2 separate regions of the Homo sapiens genome follow, and region 1 is linked to region 2. A link is a loop called in an ENCODE intact Hi-C map of the cell type or tissue named here. Cell type or tissue: heart right ventricle. All regions are shown on one strand. Links, peaks and the distances in the headings refer to the core of each region. The heading gives the core; the rest is flanking DNA.

What was found. Hi-C counts contacts between places; a loop is a spot of excess contacts. Peaks named below come from ENCODE experiments on the same cell type or tissue, not always from the same donor. Only the 100,000 strongest peaks of a DNase experiment are listed, where the experiment ranks them.
Region 1: a loop joins it to region 2, with 2.5 times the contacts of the local background. A loop is called at or near these places in 2 of 110 quality-filtered maps.

The regions. Positions count from the first base shown.
Region 1 is chr3:100,180,399-100,191,261 of GRCh38, reverse strand. CMSS1 (cms1 ribosomal small subunit homolog) reads right to left here. Exons shown (of 10, transcript NM_032359.4): 10 at 9,530-10,863. It also overlaps the pseudogene TMEM30CP. Among named protein-coding and RNA genes, the nearest start is that of FILIP1L, 71 kb to the right of the region's middle. RefSeq lists an enhancer at 4,603-4,897. In heart right ventricle, for the core only: a CTCF peak has its summit at 5,180 (motif pointing right); no DNase peak of the experiment used is centred there; H3K27ac peaks cover 3,568 bases.
Region 2 is chr3:99,839,216-99,850,078 of GRCh38, reverse strand. All of the region lies in intron 1 of CMSS1 (cms1 ribosomal small subunit homolog), which reads right to left. FILIP1L (filamin A interacting protein 1 like) reads left to right here. Exons shown (of 6, transcript NM_001387850.1): 5 at 1-1,784. All of the region lies in intron 1 of LOC105374010 (a long non-coding RNA gene), which reads right to left. Among named protein-coding and RNA genes, the nearest start is that of HP09053, 21 kb to the right of the region's middle. RefSeq lists an enhancer at 6,083-6,584. In heart right ventricle, for the core only: a CTCF peak has its summit at 6,642 (motif pointing left); a DNase peak (open chromatin) is centred at 5,974; H3K4me3 peaks cover 479 bases; H3K27ac peaks cover 5,349 bases.

The sequences.
Region 1 (10,863 bases), core at 1,655-9,654, 340 kb before region 2:
GAGTCCCCACTCCCAGGAAAGGACCTACCTCGATGTCCCTACTGTGCTCAGCCACTGGCTGAGGTGGCTGTGAAATCATGATATTGGTGCAAACACATGGTGATTTCAGAGCACAGCAGCCGGGGATATCCCTCAATTACACTCCCTGCAGTAGATCTGAGAGGAGCCTTTTCATGGCCTCCACAGTCTTACTTGTTAGTCAAGACTTAATCAAACAAAAAATTTGATTTCCTTCAACTCCTCAAGTGTACTTTAAGGTCCTGTTCTGTTTCTGGACTCTACACTTTTCCCCCCTGCAGCATTCTCCACACTGAACCGGTCCCCCATCCTTCCCCTTCATAAATGACTCTACATGGGCTAAATCTAGGTACAGGGAGGCCTTCTCTTGAGCCGCCCACTGAGCATTCTATCTCAAGGCCCTGCTCCCACCTCAAATTCAGCTGGTTCTAAACCAGACTCATCATCTCCTGAAAAATATTCCTCACTTCTCTCCTTCCCTCCTTCCTTCCTTCTCTCCTCCCCTCTGCTTTCTAAGGGTCAGAGCTCTCCCAACCTCCTCCTGCTCCTTCCCCATTTCCCCTCAGAGGCTTCACCCAGTAAATCTCTCCGATGTCTCACCCTGTCTGGGCATCTGCTTCTCAGAGGACTTGACTAACATGAGACTTAAATCAGCCCATGAGTGGGGACTTCTCTCAATATTTCTTTGGCATTTCTCACAGTGCTGGACAGCCAGACTCTCTCCTTGGGAATTACATAATTGCACATGTGGAATGACTTGGGGAGACCCAAGGAAGGTTTCCCCAAGTGTGTGACCCCTGACACCAACCTACTATGTGACCTTAGCCAACTTACTTCACCTCTTAGCCCATTAATTTTCTCACCATAAAATGAGTGGTTAAATTCAATGTAAATTCACACAAAGTCCCTGTGCTGATATTTAGAGTAAAACCTGTTTGGTAGATAAGATTTATGTTACAAAGTTGGATAGGTAAAGAATCTTGCAACTTAGAAACAAAGGAGGAGAATAATACTCAAAAAGGAGGGAGGGGATATGAACTCAACAATCTTTCGGATTCACCACCACCATCCTGCTTTATGTTTCATATTTTCAGTTTTGGAAAGCATTTCATGGAAATTGTGAACTTACTGCTAAGTGTTACATAGGAATAGATCAGTGTAAAGTCAACCGAGTTTCTTGAATTTCACCTACCATCATTTTTCCTGAAAGGTAAAAGGGAATAGAGCAGGTGCATTCCTTGTCAAAATTAGAGGCATTTTCTCGCAGTTTTGCACAATTTGCACATATTCTTGTGTAATTAATCTGTCAGGCAAGGAAAAAAATGATTAATTAAAAGGTTACATGGGTACATACCTTAAAATTCAAATCTGGAGTCCACCCAAGTCTCCGCCTGTCTGGGTCAGGGGCATGGAGTCTAGGACACGAATGGGGCAGCCCACTGTGCAGGGCCAGTATTTCTGGGGATGTTCAGGAGGCGTGGGCCTTCCCACAGTCTTTCATCTGGGGACTTGGCAGCATTTTGCCACTGGCCCAGAGTTTGGTGTTTCTGTTGCCTATTTATATAACCTGTTGTGATGAAGCTTTACCCTCGATCATAAAGAGGTGTCAGTTGCTAGGAAGGTATTAGTCAATGACTCATGAGAACTAGGCTTACAGCCTGAGTCTAATCAACTTTATGGGGAAGTCACTTCACTGTTTTTCCATTCTATTGTATGGAAGATATTTATACTAGTGAATTATTCTACATGGCATCCAGAGGAAGTTATTAAAAATGAACAAACAGAAAAAGAAGTGTTTCCAAAATGTAAGATTATTGACGTATGTTGAATTATTCTGGTTCTAAAATGCTGCTGCATTCTGTTTTTTAAAAGTAAAATTCTGTGAAAAATGGTTTAATGGACTCCTTAAAAAAAGGAAAAAAAAAGGTAGTATGTCCCAAATTGGTGGCTCCTGTGAGCTCTGGCTGAGGCACTGCATTCTGTGAAGATGCAGCTAGAAGAGTAAGGAGGAGAGGCTCAGGCGGGTGGGCACAGGGCTGCACTGCTGCCTTATCTGCAAGAATGTTCATCTCAGGGGCCCTGGGGCTGTCCTGGATGCTGCAGTGGGCTGCTTCTGGCTTGCCCTCACTGTGTTGAGGAGTGATTAGACGATTATGGGAGTGCGGAGAAGCAGGGAAGCAATGGAGTGGCTTTCCCCTGGGTAAGGTGCTAGTAGAAGTTAGGATTCTTTTGGAGAGAAGACTAGCAAGGAAGACAGAAGGAATTTGCATCCTTGTAAAGCTACTAAGGGTTTTGAAGCCCAAAGGTGAAGTGTGAACACTAAATTGAAGACTAGTGAAAATGCTACACTTCATTGTACTTAGATGCTTATATGTAGCTAAATCATTCTTTAAATACACAGCAAGGCTTGAACTATTATTTTGAAAATATTTATGCCATTTCTGTTTGTAGACTACATTTCAATTTATAAAAAGCATTAAAGAACAGGGCTGTATCCCAATGGAGAGACAGCATACTGAATGGTGACTGAGGAAACTGGGGTTCTAGTTCAGCCAATCTCTGACCTTGAGTTAAGTGCTTAACCTCTAGAGTCCACATTTCGCCCATCAGCATCATTTCATGCAGCAATTAATTGATCTGTGAGGTCATTGTAGTATACATGCTACTTCATGAATTCCTCTTGTGAGTTCTATCAATGTAGTATTCAAGAAAATATTTCATGATCAAATAATTTTTGAGTAGTTGATATCTATGGTGCTTTCTTGCCTAAAAAATATCCCTTATCTATTGTCTATGCAATGATGGTATCCTCAGTTTGCTACTTGAGTGGACTTGTACATGAATAGCTATGAGATGGAGCAAAGATCACAGTCTGCTCGTCATAGAATTTTGGAGAGGCAGAAATTATTCTTGTTTAAAGTGAACTGCAGAGAGAGCACATCCTTGTGTCCCAGGGCTGAGTGAGAAGAGGAAAGGCTAACTCAGAAGTCTTTTCTATGATGTTTGTGCCTGATCACATTGGCCTGGAGTGTGCACTCTATATTATCACCCAGTGATACACTGGTTAATGAAACACTGGTTTTCGAGTATAAAAATGAAGTGTCAGAAGCAATCCTGTCTGAAGCAACTAAAGAAACAATGTTAGTTGGAAAATGCCCATAGATTTCATGAGATAAAAGCATTCTGTTTGTGGAGGGGCCATGGCCAATAGTTGGTAATGGAATGAGGTCACCTTCTCATGCATGGGCACCTCTTAGTGAAGGCTGCACTCCACAGTGGGGGGGTGGGGGGCAGGTTTGCAAGGGAGGGAGTAAGAATGACATGGAAGGAAGAACCAGAACGAAAGGGATTGGTGAGGAAGAAAGTAGAAAAGTAAATTGCATGAACTCCGTGGAAATGGACATCAACGTTGTGAGCCCATTCCTTTGCTATCCCCTTCAGCAAGGCAAGATTCATCTCCTCCTGCCATTTTGCCTGTGCCACATGGTGGAGCCTGGTGGGAGTTTACATATAACACTGGAGGTCTTGCTGTCATTTAATTCCTAGGGAGATAAGCGGTGGGAGCTGGAAGTGGGGAGGAAAAAATGTTAAGTAGAGAGGCAACAGAGCAGTGTGCTTTGGGAGGAAGAGTAGAGCCTGAAAAGACATTTTCCTCTTTGGGTTCCGCACTATCTGACCTAGTCCATTCTTTCAATAAGTGTGTGCCTATCACATACTGGGCAATGTGCAAGGAAGAGGGTGGTGAGGCAGCTGGCTAAGCTCTCTGTTCTTACCACGTAGTATTTTACCTATTCTGTTCTCAGCTCATTGAGGGCACAAATCCACTCTTCCTCATCTTACTCATCTGCATAGTCAACAGAACCTGTAGGCACCTTCAGACACTCATAAATTTTATTTTATTTTGAGATGGAGTCTCGCTGTGTCACCCAGGCTGGAGTGCAGTGGCACAATCTTTGTTCACTGCAACCTCTGCCTCCCAGGTTCAAGTGATTCTCCTGCCTCAGCCTCCTGAGTAGCTGGAATTACAGGCATGTGCCACCATGCCCGGCTAATTTTTGTATTTTTAGTAGAGACAGGGTTTCACCACAGCTGGTCTTGAACTCCTGATCTCAGGTGATCCGCCTGCCTTAGCCTCCCAAAGTGCTGGAATTACAGGCATGAGCCACCGCACCCAGGCGACACTCATAAATTTTAAACCAATGTTGGTAGACTTGGCCTTAATCTTAATTTTGCCAGCAGCCATGTCGGGAGAGGGAATAGATCAGCTTTCCATGGTTACTTCTTGCAGAGTGGAGCTCATGCGGTCTGGGATGTCCAGAAATCTGCCTGGAGTTGATATGGATGAAACATATACTTAATAATTAGACTGAATATGGGCATGGCCAATCAAGCCTTAGACTAGCTCTTGTCTTCCCTCTCTAGACCAGCTTCAGGGATTCTCATCCTCCAACAGCTTATTAAGTTGGCAAAAGGCTTGTGCCTGAGAGGTCTGCCCTTAGCACCAGCTTTTCTCACTCTGAGTAGAACTTAGCTTTGCTAAATATCCTTAAGATGCCAGAAAGACTTGGGCTCTTGTCTTTCCTGGATCTCAGAGGGAGTTCATTTGCAAAGGGAAAGACACAATGCTTGAATGTGGGGCAATATTGAAGATCTGTATCTTGGACACTTTACTCTTTTTATCAATATGACTCATGGGTCTCTGGCAGTCATGTGGCCTTGACTCTCCTTCTTCCCCTATTGGTCACTTGCTCTCTTCCCTGCCAGCATAAAAAAAAAAAAAAAAGAAAGCTTCAGCCAGGCATGGTGGCTCACGCCTGTAATCCCAGCACTTTGGGAGGCCAAGGCGGGCAGATCATGAGGCCAGGAGTTCAAGACCAGCCTGGCAAACATGATGAAACCTCATCTCTATTAAAAATACAAAAAAATTAGCCGGGTATAGTGGCAGTCGTCTGTAATCCCAGCTACTAGGGAGGCTGAGGCAGTAGAATTGCTTGAACCCAGGAGGCGGTGGTTGCAGTGAGCCAAGGTCGCACCACTGCACTGCAGCCTGGGTGACAGAGCAAGACTCCATCTCGGAAAAAAAAAAAAAAAAAAAAAAAAAAGCTTCTAACTTTGTCAATCCCTTGTACACAAATATGTCTGAGCTCACTGGCATGAGAGTAACTGCCCTCAAGAGGGAGCAGAGATGAACAAAGCCACTCTACACAGGCTCTGTCACCATCTGTGCTTGCCAGCAGAAACAGGGATGTTCCCGTCTTATCCATACCCTCTTGAGGGCCTGTGTTCTCAAACTAACCATTCTCACGTATGGTGCCAAAGCTGAACATTCTCAGAAACTGCATTCAAATTGTAAGATGGGACAAACCTCTATTTCCTGAGTGCTCCTTGCAGACAATATAAGGATGATGCCCATACAAAGGCAGAATATTCCTGTTGCGAAAAAGACAAAGAGGACTCTCCTGGCCGTGAAATATAGCCGGTGGATGGGTAACTCCTGCTGCTTCAGGGCAGAGTTGTCTAGTAATCTGGACAGGCAGTGCTGTGCTCTCTCCTCCATTTCGGTCCTGCAGGTGACTCGGATACTTTTGGGACATTTAGAACATTTTTACTCATAGTAATACCACATAATGGTAATGTGAAATGAATTATGTGAACCCTTCCTTTGAAGTTGCAAAGTCTTTCTGCTTCCCGGATTATTCCTTAACCAGAGCTGGTATTTAGCAGGAGCTCAGCTGTCTCCAACCAGCCATTACTGAGTATAACTGACTTAGGATCAAAAAGGTTCTTGTGTTAAATGTCATGCCTAGGATGGATAGTCCCCAGCAAGGTCTGCAGAAACCAACATCTGGTGACACTAGGAAGCAATCACGATGGGCTATTTCTGGGATTTGGTGAGTAATTCAAGGCAAGCCCTTCCTGAGAGGGGGAAATGGATTTATCTTTAGGAACTTGCCTAAATCCTTGGAGATTAATAAAAAAAAATAAAAGGGCTGTCAGCTTTTCTCCAAATGTGGCTGTTGCTTAACATGAATATAAACTAAATTGGAAAAATACTCTCAGATCATAGCTAACTTTGCTATTTGTGATAATGAGGAAGAGAGCAGCAAACAGGAAATTGTAGAACACAGATGTCTCATCTCAGCAGCTTCCAATTTCTTTTTCATCCACAAAAAAGGCTCTAGTAGAAAATGTGGATTAAAAACATCTCCTCCTAAGCTGTCTTAAGTGCATGCTTTGGGGTACCCCAAATGAGACAAGAGAAAGGAAGAGGAAGATAATCAATGAGATGTTCAATATTGAAGTACAGTATTAGGTCTGGTTTTGGGTTTTTTCCCTTGTTAGAAATCCACTAACATTAGTTTCCTTAGGCCATTAATAATTAATAATTACTTCTTTTAAAACTGGCATTTAGGATTTAGAATTAGAATTTTTAAAATTAGGGAGCATGTGAATTTCTAATCTTCCCTTTTAATTTACATTAGTCAGAGAAGCCATCCTGGACTATTTTTGTATCAAAGAAAGTAATGACTTTGGCAAATGTACCTAGTTTGAAAGAATACAAAATTGATGCAAATGCTTACACTAGGAAGTTTCCAATTCGGAGTTAAAGCTTTCCATTTACAAACTGTATAAAAAGCAAAATACCAACGGGAAATTTTCAGCATGACATTTGAATCTAATTTGGAGGTGGCAACTAGTACGGTTGTTGGTATCAAACAGCCTTGTGTGAGGAGATGGCAGTGAACACTTCTAGTTAACATTTACCATTTGTTTTACTAAATAAAACATGGTCAAGAGCTTGGGTTTAAAAGGCAGTAAAAGGCTATGAGATTAGATTATAAGAACAGGGTTGACCTACACAACATTGGGGTATGTTTGTGATTCAAATACTTATTCCAACATTGGATTGGATGGCATTATATTACATAGATAATGCCTAGCAAGAGGGTAATTACAGCAAAAAACCAATGAGAATAGTATTTCTTAGACTGTTTATAAAACAACAAAACCAACTAACTCAAATCCCAGACTAAAAGGAGCTTCACAGATAGTGTATTACTCAGGGTTCACCAGAGAAACAGAACCAACAGGAGATTATATGACCATATATATATATATTATAAGGAATTGGCTCACATGATTATGGGGCTGAAAAGCCCAAAATCTGCAAAGCTGATGTCCCAATTCAAGTCTGAAGGCCAACAGGCTGCCACAGAATCAGGAAGAGCCAATGTTTCAGTTAGGAGGCAGTCAGGCAGAATTCTCTTGGGGGGTTGGGGAGAGTCAGTCTTTTGTTCTATTGAGGCCTTCAACTGACAGGACAAGGCCCTCTCACATTATGAAGGGCAATCCTCTTTGCTCAGGTCTACCCATTTAAATGTTAATCTCATGCAAATATACCATCACAGAACACCCAGAATAATGTTTAACCAACTATCTGGGTATCCTACGGCCTAGCCAAGTTGCCACATTAAAATTAGCCATCACAGGTAGTAAGTACAAATATTTCTGGGACAATATTCTTGAGAGACAGCTAGATATACATTCTCCAGGTACTTTTATATTCATCTATTCCTCTCTTCTAAATAAATCTACTTTCAATGTGCAAATATACCTCATATGCATTGCCTTTCAATATTTCCAGAACAGGGTTCTTTTTCTCAGCACTACTGACATCTTGGGCTAGATATTTCTTTGTTGTGAGGGCTGTCCTGTAAGATTGTAAAATGTTTAGTTGCATCCCCGGCCTCTATTACCCATGTTTGAGAATCACTGTTCTAGATTGATACCAATACAACAATTTGTTAACAGCTGTTGTATTGTGGCATCACTAGAAATTTCAAAGTCTAGGTGCAGTGGCTCATGCCTGTAATCCCAGCACTTTGGGAGACTGAGGTGGGAGGATCACTTGAGCCCAGGAGTTTGAGGCTGCAGTGAGCTATGATGGCACCACTGCACTTCAGCCTGGGAGACAGAGCAATATCCCATCTTTAAAAAAAAAAAAAGGAAAAAAAGAAAAATTTTAAAGTGATTTCTAACTTGTCTTCATTTTTCCTTAACCACTGTAGATAACCTTCTCAGGCATTAGCAGACATTTGTATATTTGGGGTTGCCTTATATTTCGTTGTCTTTCCTATTAACTGCTGGGATGAAAATATATATGCTAAATATAAAAATATATATTAAATATACATTATATGAATATACACATGTAATATTCATGATAGTCTCATATTTTGGCGAATTAATAGCCGCTTGGCAGATTGGTCTGAATTCTGACAGCACAGACCACAGTGTCTTAATTTGCAAGTCTCTCCTCTGATACAATCATACTTGATGGCTTTTTTTCCACATTAATCTAAGACGTCACTTGACAGGAAGTTAAATGCCTCTATTGAGAAGGTATGTGGTCCATTTTCTTTCTTACCATTGGCCAAGAATATCTCACCTGTTAGGGTTAAAGGGATGAAAGTGATAGGGTTAAGTTTAGCGATAGCTTAATGTTCATTCTGTGGTGGTTTTTTTTCTTTTAACTTACTGGACTCTAGTGGGAATCCTGGAGAATGGAACCTACTCCTCTTTCCTCTGAGTTCCTGTGTGTGGATTTCAGGCCACAGAGGTGCAAGGTGCATGAACAACAAGGTGCTGGTGTGCAGGCCTGTGTGATTTCCTGGATTTTGACTTGCTAGCCTGTTAGGCTCATTTACAATTTCACAAAATTGGAATGTAGAATTTTATATATCAGTAATGGCATCTGTTTGCTTTCCTATCTCGTTTGCTGTATATGCTTGAGTCTCCAGATAAGTTGGGTGTCTTGAAGTGGATATGGGAGACCTGGGTCTGACTTCTGGTTCTGCTACTTAAACTAGTGTATGTCCCTTCTCAGATTTAGTTTCATTGTCTATACAATGTGACTTACTTTTTCTTTTGGGACTATTTCAGTGATTAAACATGACAGCTTATATATAAATGAAAGTTGTAAACACAGTGCTTGGCACAGAGTGGGTAACCAATCAACATTATTTAAATGAGTAAGAAAAGTGAATTTGAGCAAAAAAATAAAAAACAATACTATTACCTTATAACTCATAGAATAAAATAAGTATCAATGAGTCCATACTGATGTAAATAAATAATTGAACAAACAAGGAAATGGGGGAAAGGAGATAATTCTTTCTTAAAGAGGAATTCTGTAATAAATGTAACACATGTTGAAGGAATGAGAAAAATAGAAAAACCATTACAGTAATGGCTGTCGCAGGCAAGAACTACCAATATTTGCTAGAATTAGCAGGCAAAAGTTTGAGGAAAAACAGATATTTGTATAGCCTCAAAGTACTGCCCCTAAAATAGATATTAATTACAAAGGGAAAATAATAACTTTATAGAAAAAACTGGCAGATACCACCTTAGCCAGGTGATCAAGGTTGACATCACTGGTAATAAGACATATTAACATTATGTACCCCTGATATAATAAATCCAGAAGGACATACTCACTTCTGTGGTATTCTGGTCAAAAAATGCATAACTTTAATCAAATCATGAGAACATTACAGACAAATCCAAATTGAAGGACATTCTACAAAATACACGATGGATACTGTTCAAAAGTGTGAAGGTCATGAAAGACAGGGAAATACTGAGGAACTGTCACTGGTCTGAAGAAACCAAAAAGATACAACAACTAAGTAAGTGCAATGTGGGATCCTGCAGTGAATCCTGGAATAGAACAAGGACATTAGTGGAAAAATTGGAGAAATCCAAATAAACTCTGTAGTTTAGTTAATTATACAGTACCAGTGATGACTTCTTAGTTTTGATAACTCTATTATGGTTATACAAGAATTTAACACAGGGAAAGCTCAGGGAAGGGGATATGGGAATTCTCTATTTTTTAAACTTTTCTATTAAGCCTGAAGTTTCAAAATAGAAAGTTTTTAAAAAAAAGTTAATAAGACAGCTGTAATTATATTGTTGTCTTTTTATACGTTTACAAAGGGCCAAATTCACTTGATGCTCTTTCTACCACTACCCTGCTGATGTGGTTTGGCTGTGTCCCCACCCAAGTTTCATGTCGAATTGTAATTCCCAGTGTTGGGGGAGGGATCTGGTGGGAGGTGATTAGATCATGGGGGCAGATTTCCCCCTTGCTGTTCTCATGATAGTGAGTTCTCAAGAGATCTGATTGTTTAAAAGTGTATAGCACTTCCCCCTTCACTCTCTTGCTCTCTTGTTGCCACAAGATGTGGTTGCATCCCTTTCATCTTCTGCCATGATTGTAAATTTCCTGAGGCCTCCCCAGCCATCCTCCTGTACAGTCTGTGGAACTGGAAGTCAATTAAACCTCTTTTCATTATAAACTACCCAGTCTCAGGTAGTTCTTCATAGCAGTGTAAAAATGGAAGAATACAAAAAATTGGTACCAGAGAAGTGGGACATTTCTATAAAGATACCTAAAAAATGTGGAAGCAACTTTGAAACTGGGTAACGGGGAGAAGTTGCAACAGTTTGGAAGGATCAGAAGAAGACAGGAATATGAGGGATGTTTGGAACCTCCTAGAGACTTGTTGAACAGTTTTGACCAAAATGCTGATAGTGATATGGACAATGAAGTCCAGGCTGAGGTGGTCTCAAATGGAGATGAGGAACTTATCAGGAACTGGAGCAAAGGTCACTCTTGCTATGCTTTAGCAGAGACTGGTGGCATTGTGCCCCTGCTTTAGGGATCTGTGTAACTTTGAACTTGGGAGAGATGACTTAGGGTATCCGGCAGAAATTTCTAAGCAGCAAAGTGTTCAAGAGGTGGCCTGGTTGCTTCTAAAAGCCTATGCTCATTTGCAT
Region 2 (10,863 bases), core at 1,822-9,821:
CAACAGTTACTGAGAAGTTAATTGAGGAAACTAAAAGGGCGCTCAAGTCCAAAACCGATGTAGAAGAAAAGATGTACAGCGTAACCAAGGAGAGAGATGATTTAAAAAACAAATTGAAAGCGGAAGAAGAGAAAGGAAATGATCTCCTGTCAAGAGTTAATATGTTGAAAAATAGGCTTCAATCATTGGAAGCAATTGAGAAAGATTTCCTAAAAAACAAATTAAATCAAGACTCTGGGAAATCCACAACAGCATTACACCAAGAAAACAATAAGATTAAGGAGCTCTCTCAAGAAGTGGAAAGACTGAAACTGAAGCTAAAGGACATGAAAGCCATTGAGGATGACCTCATGAAAACAGAAGATGAATATGAGACTCTAGAACGAAGGTATGCTAATGAACGAGACAAAGCTCAATTTTTATCTAAAGAGCTAGAACATGTTAAAATGGAACTTGCTAAGTACAAGTTAGCAGAAAAGACAGAGACCAGCCATGAACAATGGCTTTTCAAAAGGCTTCAAGAAGAAGAAGCTAAGTCAGGGCACCTCTCAAGAGAAGTGGATGCATTAAAAGAGAAAATTCATGAATACATGGCAACTGAAGACCTAATATGTCACCTCCAGGGAGATCACTCAGTCCTGCAAAAAAAACTAAATCAACAAGAAAACAGGAACAGAGATTTAGGAAGAGAGATTGAAAACCTCACTAAGGAGTTAGAGAGGTACCGGCATTTCAGTAAGAGCCTCAGGCCTAGTCTCAATGGAAGAAGAATTTCCGATCCTCAAGTATTTTCTAAAGAAGTTCAGACAGAAGCAGTAGACAATGAACCACCTGATTACAAGAGCCTCATTCCTCTGGAACGTGCAGTCATCAATGGTCAGTTATATGAGGAGAGTGAGAATCAAGACGAGGACCCTAATGATGAGGGATCTGTGCTGTCCTTCAAATGCAGCCAGTCTACTCCATGTCCTGTTAACAGAAAGCTATGGATTCCCTGGATGAAATCCAAGGAGGGCCATCTTCAGAATGGAAAAATGCAAACTAAACCCAATGCCAACTTTGTGCAACCTGGAGATCTAGTCCTAAGCCACACACCTGGGCAGCCACTTCATATAAAGGTTACTCCAGACCATGTACAAAACACAGCCACTCTTGAAATCACAAGTCCAACCACAGAGAGTCCTCACTCTTACACGAGTACTGCAGTGATACCGAACTGTGGCACGCCAAAGCAAAGGATAACCATCCTCCAAAACGCCTCCATAACACCAGTAAAGTCCAAAACCTCTACCGAAGACCTCATGAATTTAGAACAAGGCATGTCCCCAATTACCATGGCAACCTTTGCCAGAGCACAGACCCCAGAGTCTTGTGGTTCTCTAACTCCAGAAAGGACAATGTCCCCTATTCAGGTTTTGGCTGTGACTGGTTCAGCTAGCTCTCCTGAGCAGGGACGCTCCCCAGAACCAACAGAAATCAGTGCCAAGCATGCGATATTCAGAGTCTCCCCAGACCGGCAGTCATCATGGCAGTTTCAGCGTTCAAACAGCAATAGCTCAAGTGTGATAACTACTGAGGATAATAAAATCCACATTCACTTAGGAAGTCCTTACATGCAAGCTGTAGCCAGCCCTGTGAGACCTGCCAGCCCTTCAGCACCACTGCAGGATAACCGAACTCAAGGCTTAATTAACGGGGCACTAAACAAAACAACCAATAAAGTCACCAGCAGTATTACTATCACACCAACAGCCACACCTCTTCCTCGACAATCACAAATTACAGTAAGTAATATATATAACTGACCACGCTCACCCTCATCCAGTCCATACTGATATTTTTGCAAGGAACTCAATCCTTTTTTAATCATCCCTCCATATCCCCCAAGACTGACTGAACTCGTACTTTGGGAAGGTTTGTGCATGAACTATACAAGAGTATCTGAAACTAACTGTTGCCTGCATAGTCATATCGAGTGTGCACTTACTGTATATCTTTTCATTTACATACTTGTATGGAAAATATTTAGTCTGCACTTGTATAAATACATCTTTATGTATTTCATTTTCCATAACTCACTTTAATTTGACTGCAACTTGTCTTGGTGAAATACTTTAACATTATAAAACAGTAAATAATTTGTTATTTTTACCATTGCTTGCTGAATTTTCTTTTGGTCATTCTGTGTTATATTTCTGCATGTACAATAGAATTTTGTCTTTTGCTTATAGTCTCTATTAATTCTTCCTTAAAAACAAACAGGACCTATGTCCCATTTATGGTCAACTTCTAATCACATATTAGAGGAGAGAAAAGTGGTTCAAATAAATAAAAATTACATCTCTTTGATTTCAAAGTGAACTATAAGATCTTTCAGAAGCAAACATAACTTCATGCTTGGGATATATTTCAGTATCTCTAAGAGCCCAGCACAGTGCTTAGACTACATTAGGAACTTAAATGTTTATAATAATGAAATAAAATACTACCGAATAATTTTGGTTTTCATGAGCACATAGAAGCAGATGATAAAATTAAAAAGCTCTGACATGTGATAGGAAGCCAGAGAAAGTACATTTGGAAATATAGTTACATTGACAAATCAAGAGTTGACTGTATTTCTACCAGAGATCAAACCTCCCATAGAACATGTATGTCTACAACCAAATCTGGAACCAGCCACTGTGACATAAACTCTTGAACACTCTACTTCAAAGCAAAAAAAAAAAAAGAAAATGTCATTCTTGTTTCTTTTTCCTATGGGGTTCCCAAAACAGTTTGAATTACTTAATGTAGGTGCTACCTACCCTGTTCATAAGGGGCCTGCATTCAAAAGCTTACAGTTTTTTTTTTTGTTTTAACCTCTTACAGTTTTTTTTAAACAAGCAAATAAAAGCCAAAGATAGTTATGAACATAAGCTATAGAAAAGGCATATTTAAAAAATACAGTATGTTAGTTGAAAGAAGTAATATAGTGTGAATTTCTTCTGTGATTATTATGCCATTTACAATATAGATGAGAATAACTCAGCCGAATCCTCCTAGAAATTCTGATATCTGCCTCATGGGAGTCCCTGGGGATAATCCATACTTCTGAGCAGAGAACAACAGCTTTCAGGGAACATTTAAATTACAAGTATGGTCCCCAAGTCACATTCCAAAACGACGATTTCAGACAAAGTAGCTTATTGCCATTTCCCTTTTTCTAACCTCATAATTGTTAATTTAGTGTGGTTAATTTTATTGCCAGTTATTGATTTTAAATACAATTCATTTAGACATCCAGGCAAACTGTGAAGATCTTTAAGAATAAAAGGAAGCTTTCACAATTATCCTCCTTTCCCCTACAAAATCAATTTCATGATAGTAAAGCGAGGATTTGTTGACAGAAACACTTCCATGGTGACGAACTGCAACACCAACGCTATGGGCTTGCATCATCATTAAATAAATTTGGATGAAAGCTGAGGCTGCTGATGAATGAGAAAGCTTCTGTTTAAACACATTTATCTTAGGAATCAACAGTGACCCAACTGTATTACAAAATACATGATGGTCTAAATGTTTATTAAAACTGTTTTTAAGTCACCTTGGGCCAGAACTCTAGAAGGAATGGCAAACTTAATTTTAGCTCTTTCAAAACAGACAATGATAATGCTGCTGCTTCATGAGATCTTTTTCTAGTTACTGAGAGTGGGTACATGTAATATTTTGGAAGGCATCGATCAACTGATCATAAAATTATGAACAATGGAAATCAGAATTTAAGAACAAAGTCTTCCCAACTTTGTCACATAATGGCATAAACAAAACACATGCTTGTGTGGCACTGGGGGAAACAGATAAAGAGGCAGAGATAACCAGCCAAGGGATTCCCATCACCCCAGGTTCCTCTTGGCTGTCCCAAGTGCTGGTGGGGGACGGGGGGAGGGAAGAAATCCATTCTTGGCACACTTGTAACTAATAGAGTTTGGGAGCCAAATTTGGGCTATTCATCAGCCCACCCATTTTGAAAGGATTCAATTTCTTATGTGAGCTACAGAAATTCTCTATAATAAAGTTAACACCATAAGTCTTGTGTTCTATTATGATAATGCACAAATTCTCATTTAATCATTTGTTCCAGATTTTAACTATATAGAGGCTTCCTAAGTAGTTAATCTAACATAACTGGAAATTTACCAAACTTTCAAGGAATACCTCTTTTAGAAGTACCTCTACTGGGAGGATTCCTTCAGTATAATAATTTGTATCAGCATCAAAATAAATTTTAGGAGACAGATTAATAACGTGTAGATTATTACAAGTGTTACTAATTAAAGTTCATAAAGGCAGCATAATTTCTGCAAAACATCTTTTTTTCTATAGAATTACACCTAAAATGACACAATGTAGATTTCTGGCCTTTAATTTTGAAAAGATTTCTTATATTTTTTTGTGTGCGTGTGAGAGAGGAGAGAGAGAAAGAGATTGGAAGATTACAGAACTTCCTTTTTCATTGACAGATAATCATAGAACTCCCCCAAAAACCAGGAAGGAAAGAGGAAGTGACACTGGAAAATCTTCAGAAATCTTCATATGAAATATGTGGGGGTGGAGGGTTGTATTCTTTGGTCCATGAGGGCTCACAGAAGATAGACTGTTTTTTCGTCTCTCTGAAAAACTCATACCATTCTTTCATTGGTCTAAGTCCTCGCTTCAGAACGAAGTTTCATTTTACTCACATTCCCACTATCTCTTTAACTCTTTAAAAGGTAGAATCCTATCACAGATTCGAATGATTTTATCATGTTTTTTCTATTTAAAAGCAATGGCAAAACTTTCCCCAGGAGGATGCCACTGCTCTCTAGGGGCACTGACAAAAATAAAATTGTCATCCTTACTAGAAGGACATTGTGCATTACTACACTTGAATCTGTACACATAAGAAAGAATCTTGATACTTGTTCAATCAAGATCATGATAAAATTACATACACTCTTTGTAAGGTCTCCACAACTATATTTTACAATGCTAAGACATTAGGCTTGGGGTCTTCATGACACCAGTTTTATTAGTCCATTTTTATACTGCTATAAAGAATACCTGAGACTGGGTAATTTATCAAGAAGAAAGGTTTTATTGACTCACCATTCCTCATGGCTGGGGGAGGCCTCAGGAAACTTACAATCATGGCAGGAGGCAAAGAAAAGCTAAGGCACATCTCACCTGGCAGCAAGAGAGCGAGAGAGTGCACAGGGGAAACTGCCACTTTTAAACCATCAGGTCTCATGAGAACTCCCTCAGTATCACAAGAACAGCAGGGGAAACCACCCCACGATCCAAACGGGGATTTCAGTTAGGAGATTTGGGTGAGGACACAGAGCTAAACCACATACATAACCCATAAAGGATAAAATTAGGGGAGCTGTGAGATGGTCATAGAAGGGATATTTTATCAAAAATTTTAGAGATTTGTAGTCTAAGGATTCTATGGTCTTTACTGGTTGAAGTAAAACTCCCAATAAAAACGTTTTAGTAGCTTCTTTGATTCTGAATATTTACAAAGTGAGTCTCCTTTGAAATATGTTAGACAAAGGCAGGGAAAGACCTTTAAATTAACCAACACTCTAGCTTTTTCCTATACCCTGGTTTCTGTTATTAAGATTTTTTTCCTCCAAATAATCATTTTGCTTTGTAATCCCAAGAGAAAAGATAGGCAAAAATGCATGCCCCAAAACTCTTATAGATCAGCGTATCTCAGAGTAAAATCCAAGATACCTGTGTGAGAATCCCCTGATATTAAGTTCCACTCAGAGCTATCCAATGAGAACCTCTGGGGGCGTAGGGCCCAGAAAGCTGCATTTTAACAAACTCTTCTGCTGGTTAATTGTGCCCTAAAACGGTACTTCAAATTTTGATCTTTTTCTGGGCTAGCAATATGCTGTAAGATACTCTCTCCCAGTGCTGGGTAGTGGCAGTGAGCCACAGCTCCCAGTCAGCCACACAATCATGAGGGTAAACAACCGATACTGTACAGCAGCAGTTCCCAATTTGGCACAAGGGACTGTTTTCATGGAAGACAATTTTTCCATGGGCGGGGGGTTGGGGGGATGGTTTCAGGATGAAACTGTCCACTCAGATCATTAGGCATTAGCTAGAGTCTCATAAAGAGTGCTCAGCCTAGACCCCTCGCATGTGCAGTTCACAATAGGGTTCGTGCTCCTATGAGAATCTAATGCCACTGCTGATCTGACAGGAGGCAGAGCTCAGGCAGTAATGCTCGCTTGCCTGCCACTCACCTTCTGCTTGCCGCTCGGCTCCTAACAAGCCATGGACTGCTACCAGTCCGTGGCCCAGGGTTTAGAGGCCCCTGCTCTACAGTGTGCTGTGTTGCTAGACAATTTTGCCCAATTGTAGATTTATGTAAGTGTTCTCTGAGCATGTTTAAGGTGGGCTAGGCAAAGCCATGATATTCAGTAGGTTAGGTGTATTAAACATATTTTCAACTTTTAATATTTTCAACTCACAGTGGGTTTATGTGGTTCTAACCCCATCATAAGTCAAAAAGCATCTGTATTGACAAGCACTGGCAAATGTATTCTGACCATAGTCCCTCTCTTTAAATTACATCTGTAGTAGGAAATGTGGCTATTCTACCCTCTAGTGGCTGGCATGACAAACAGAAGGTTTATTCTCCAAGTTTTCTTTTTATTTAAAAGGAAAGCTCAATAAAAACTTCCATTTTATTGGGTGGGAAGATTCCCGGTTTTATAACTGTAGCAAAGCATAGATGCCTAAATCTTTGGCTGAGCTAAAGTAGGCTGTCTGACACCTACAAGGTCTGTTTCTCTCTCAATCCCAGGCCCTCAACTTAAATCTGTAGCATTTCTTGGGAAGGGTCCAGAACACACATTAAATAAGGCAGTTAGATGAACCAAAACAAAGGACTCCATTCAACTTATGGCACAGTGAAGCAAATACAAGAAAGAGCAAGGAAGACAAGTAGTTTACTAAGGTTCTCAAACCTTAAACCCCATTTAAATTCATTTTACTTAAACTTCAAGCCCTTTCCTTTCCAGCAGATGGACCCTTTCCATTCCTCAAGGTACATCAAGAAGGGTAAGGCTTTTGGGCAGTCAATATATCAGAGCAGCCATCCCCCAAAGGCAATGCTGTAGGGTAAGGAATCTTGAGGGAGTCTAGCGAGTTAACTGGCCAACACCTCTAAGTACTTCATAATTTGATAATGAATTAACACCATTTACATGGGAGCACTTACAAATCTGTCAACATTCCATCAGGTACCAGGTTTTACAGTTAGAATGCCACCATAAAAATGTATTCAGGAATAACCTTTGGCATTGCAGTCAGCCATTCCAGGGATAATCACTTTTATTTGTGGCATCATTTAAAATTTCATTGTCAAAATTGTTGATCAAGAGAAATAAAACTTATCTTATTATTTGAGGCAATATTTTGAAAAACTGAAACTAGTTTTCTTATTTTAGTGAGTTCTTCTTCCTCCTCATAGCCAAATGGTCCTGGTATGATATTTGAGGGGTTACCTGAGACCATCTTTTTTTTTTTTTTTTGGCCTGTTTTAATTTATTTATTTCAATAGGTTTTTGGGGAACAAGTGGTGTTTGGTTACATGAATAAGTTCTTTAGTGCTGACTTCTGAGATTCTGGTGCAACCATCACTCGAGCAGTGTACACTGTACCCAATGTGTAGTCTTTTATCCCTTACACCCCTCCCACTCTTTCCCCTGAGTCCCCAGAGTGCACTGTATCATTCTTATGCCTCTGTGTCCTCATAGCTTAGCTCCTCCTTATGAGTGAGAACATACAATGTTTGGTTTTCCATTCCTGAGTTACTTCACTTAGAACAATAGTCTCCAATTCCATCCAGGTTGCTACGAATGCCATTATTTCATTCCTTTTCATGGCCGAGTAGTATTCCATGGTGTATATATACCACATTTTCTTTATCCGCTCATTGACTGATGGACATTTGAGCTGGTTCCATATTTTTGCAATTGCGAATTGTGCTGCCATAAACACACTTATATGCAAGTATCTTTTTCATATAATGACTTCTTTTCCTCTGGGCAGATACCCAGGAGTGGGACTGCTGGATCAAATGATAGATCTACTTTTAGTTCTTTAAGGAATCTCCACACTGTTTTCCATGCTCGTACTAGTTTACATTCTCACCAACAGTGTAAAAGTGTTCCCCTTTCACCACATCCACACCAACATCTATTATTTTTTAATTTTTTTGATTATGGCCATTCTTGCAGGAGTAAGGTGGTATTGCACTGTGGTTTTGATTTGCATTTCCCTGATAATTAGTGATGTTGAGCATTTTTTTATATGTGTGTTTGCCATTTGTATATCTTCTTTTGAGAATTGTCTATTCATGTCCTTAGCCCATTTTTATGATGGGATTGCGCCTGTTTTGTTCAGCTCTTTAAAGGCTAGCCATATTTGGACAACTACAATATACAAATATAAGCCCTACAGACCTACAAAGCCTACCTCGTCCTCAGCCATTCCTGAGGCTTTTGGATAGGTGGAGGTGAGGTTACTAATGAATATTCATGCCTGTGGTGGTTACAAGCTAATACAGAGGGAATTGAGACTTCCGAGAGAGGACCTTTTAGAAAGGTCTAAACAATAGAGGGAGTTATCTGCTGTTCCGGCAAAAGGCAAAGGTGGTTGGTTATCTACATTATTTTTCTGCCACAGGCATAGTAGAAATGGAAAGCTCCAGTTTATCTGAAAACTCTAGTTTATAATTTGATATATTTGAAAGAAACAAAGGTACAATGTATTAACACAAATATAATTGTTCAAATGTACATATACTCTGGGCCAATCTGTCAATCAAGTGAGTGGAAACGATCCTTATGCAACCAAACTTGTGTCTCAGTGACATGCGCAGTGTCTTAGTATGCAATATGTTTTCTTCAAAGCATCACATGTACACAATCGATCAATCCACTGATCATGACACATTAAACTGTGTACCTCTTACTTGCCACTGGGGCAGATATTATGGAGATGAAAGATTCACTGCCCTTGAAGAGCTTATTAACCTGGGCAAAGAAATGAAACAAGAGTATCAGACAACATTTAATCAAGTGGGAAACTGTCAATCTCTACCAATAAACTGGAGATTAAGGAAGACCACAGTAGATTAACAAAGCCTCAGTTAAGTGAAAAGATTGGGGGAAGGAGCACTGGAGGCAGGCAAATAGATCAGGTTCTAGTTTATGCCTTTTCTAGTCAGCTGTGAGGCCCTGGACAAGTCATTTAACCTTTGTGAAATAAGCGAATTGAACTTGGTGATCTTTAAGATCACATCTGGTTCTAACTTCCAATGACTTCTGAATTTGAAGTCTTGCCACCCTCCTTAAATCATTTAAAATTCCTTTTGGGAAATAAAGTTGGAGCATAAATAAGCCAACAACCTGCATGAGTTTCTTTCCTCCAGAAATTAAACTTCTTCCTCATTTTTCCACTTACAGATGTCAAAACTACTAGATGTTTCCTTCTCTAAGATTCTATGAATTGGCTGGGCATGGTAGCTCATGCCTGTAATCCCAGCACTTTGGGAGGCCAAAGCGGGCAGATCATGAGGTCAGGAGTTCAAGACCAGCCTGGCCAACATGGTGAAATCCCATCTCTACTAAAAATACAAAAATTAGCCGGGCATGGTGGTGGGCACCTGTAATCCCAGCTACTTGGGAGGCTGAGGCAGGAGAATCGCTTCAACCCGGGAGGCAGAGGTTGCAGTGATCTGAGATCACGCCACTGCACTCCAGCCTGGGCGACAGAGCAAGGCTGTCTCAAAAAAAAAAAAAAAAAAAAAAGATTCTACGAATTAATTTCTTTTACCCCTAATCCTATCAGCTTTTTCTCCCCATTATTCTTTCAACTTTAGGACTATTAATGGTTTTGGCCTGGTAACTCTTTGTTGTGGGGAAGAAAGAGGTGTTCATGCACTGTATAATGTTTAGGAGCATCCCTGGCTTCTACTTACACACCATGTAGCATCCCCCAACTGTGACAATAATATCTCCAGACATGGCTAAATATTCCCTGAAGGGCAAAATCGCCCTCTGGTTAAAAATCACCACATTAAAGAGATGGACCAAGTGACTCTATAAGAGTTCCACTCTTATATAACACTGTGGGAAAAATCTGACAACTCATATGAAAACTCTTATGTCTGGTGTCTAGAGATGAGAACCTTGAATCTGATGAAACATAAGCCTCAAAGCAACTTTAAAAACCTATACTGAAGAGTTTTGTTGCATAATTGTTTCCACTTACTTGACAGACTGGCTGAGAGCATGTTCATACTTGAACATCTATATTTGTATTATTACAGTATTTTATACTTCTGTCTCTTTCAAAGATACCTGAATTCTAAACTAGAATTTTCAGGTCAACTAGAGCTTTCCATTTTTCATGTGCCCTTGGGAGAAATAAGAGTCTAGAAACCAACCACCTTGGCTTTAAATGGAGTCGGGGGAGAAGGGAATTGGTTTTCAGCAGGAATCCCAAGAATTGAAGAGATAACTCTCTACTGTTTAGACCTTTCTAAAAGGTCCTCTCTGAGAAGCTGCAATTCCCTGTGTATTATTAGCTTATAACCACCACAGGCATGAATGTCTTCTATTAGGATACAGGCTTCCTTCATTCCTCAACCAATCACCTACAAGAATGAACCAACAAATATTTATGAAGCATGCAATATTGCTCATTATTGTGCCAGGCAGCTATGCAGATGTTAAAGTTTGGAATAAAAGGTGGGAGTTAAGGGGTAGCTTAAAAGGTAACTAAGAGCTCAACACAGAGAAGGAACTATATAGA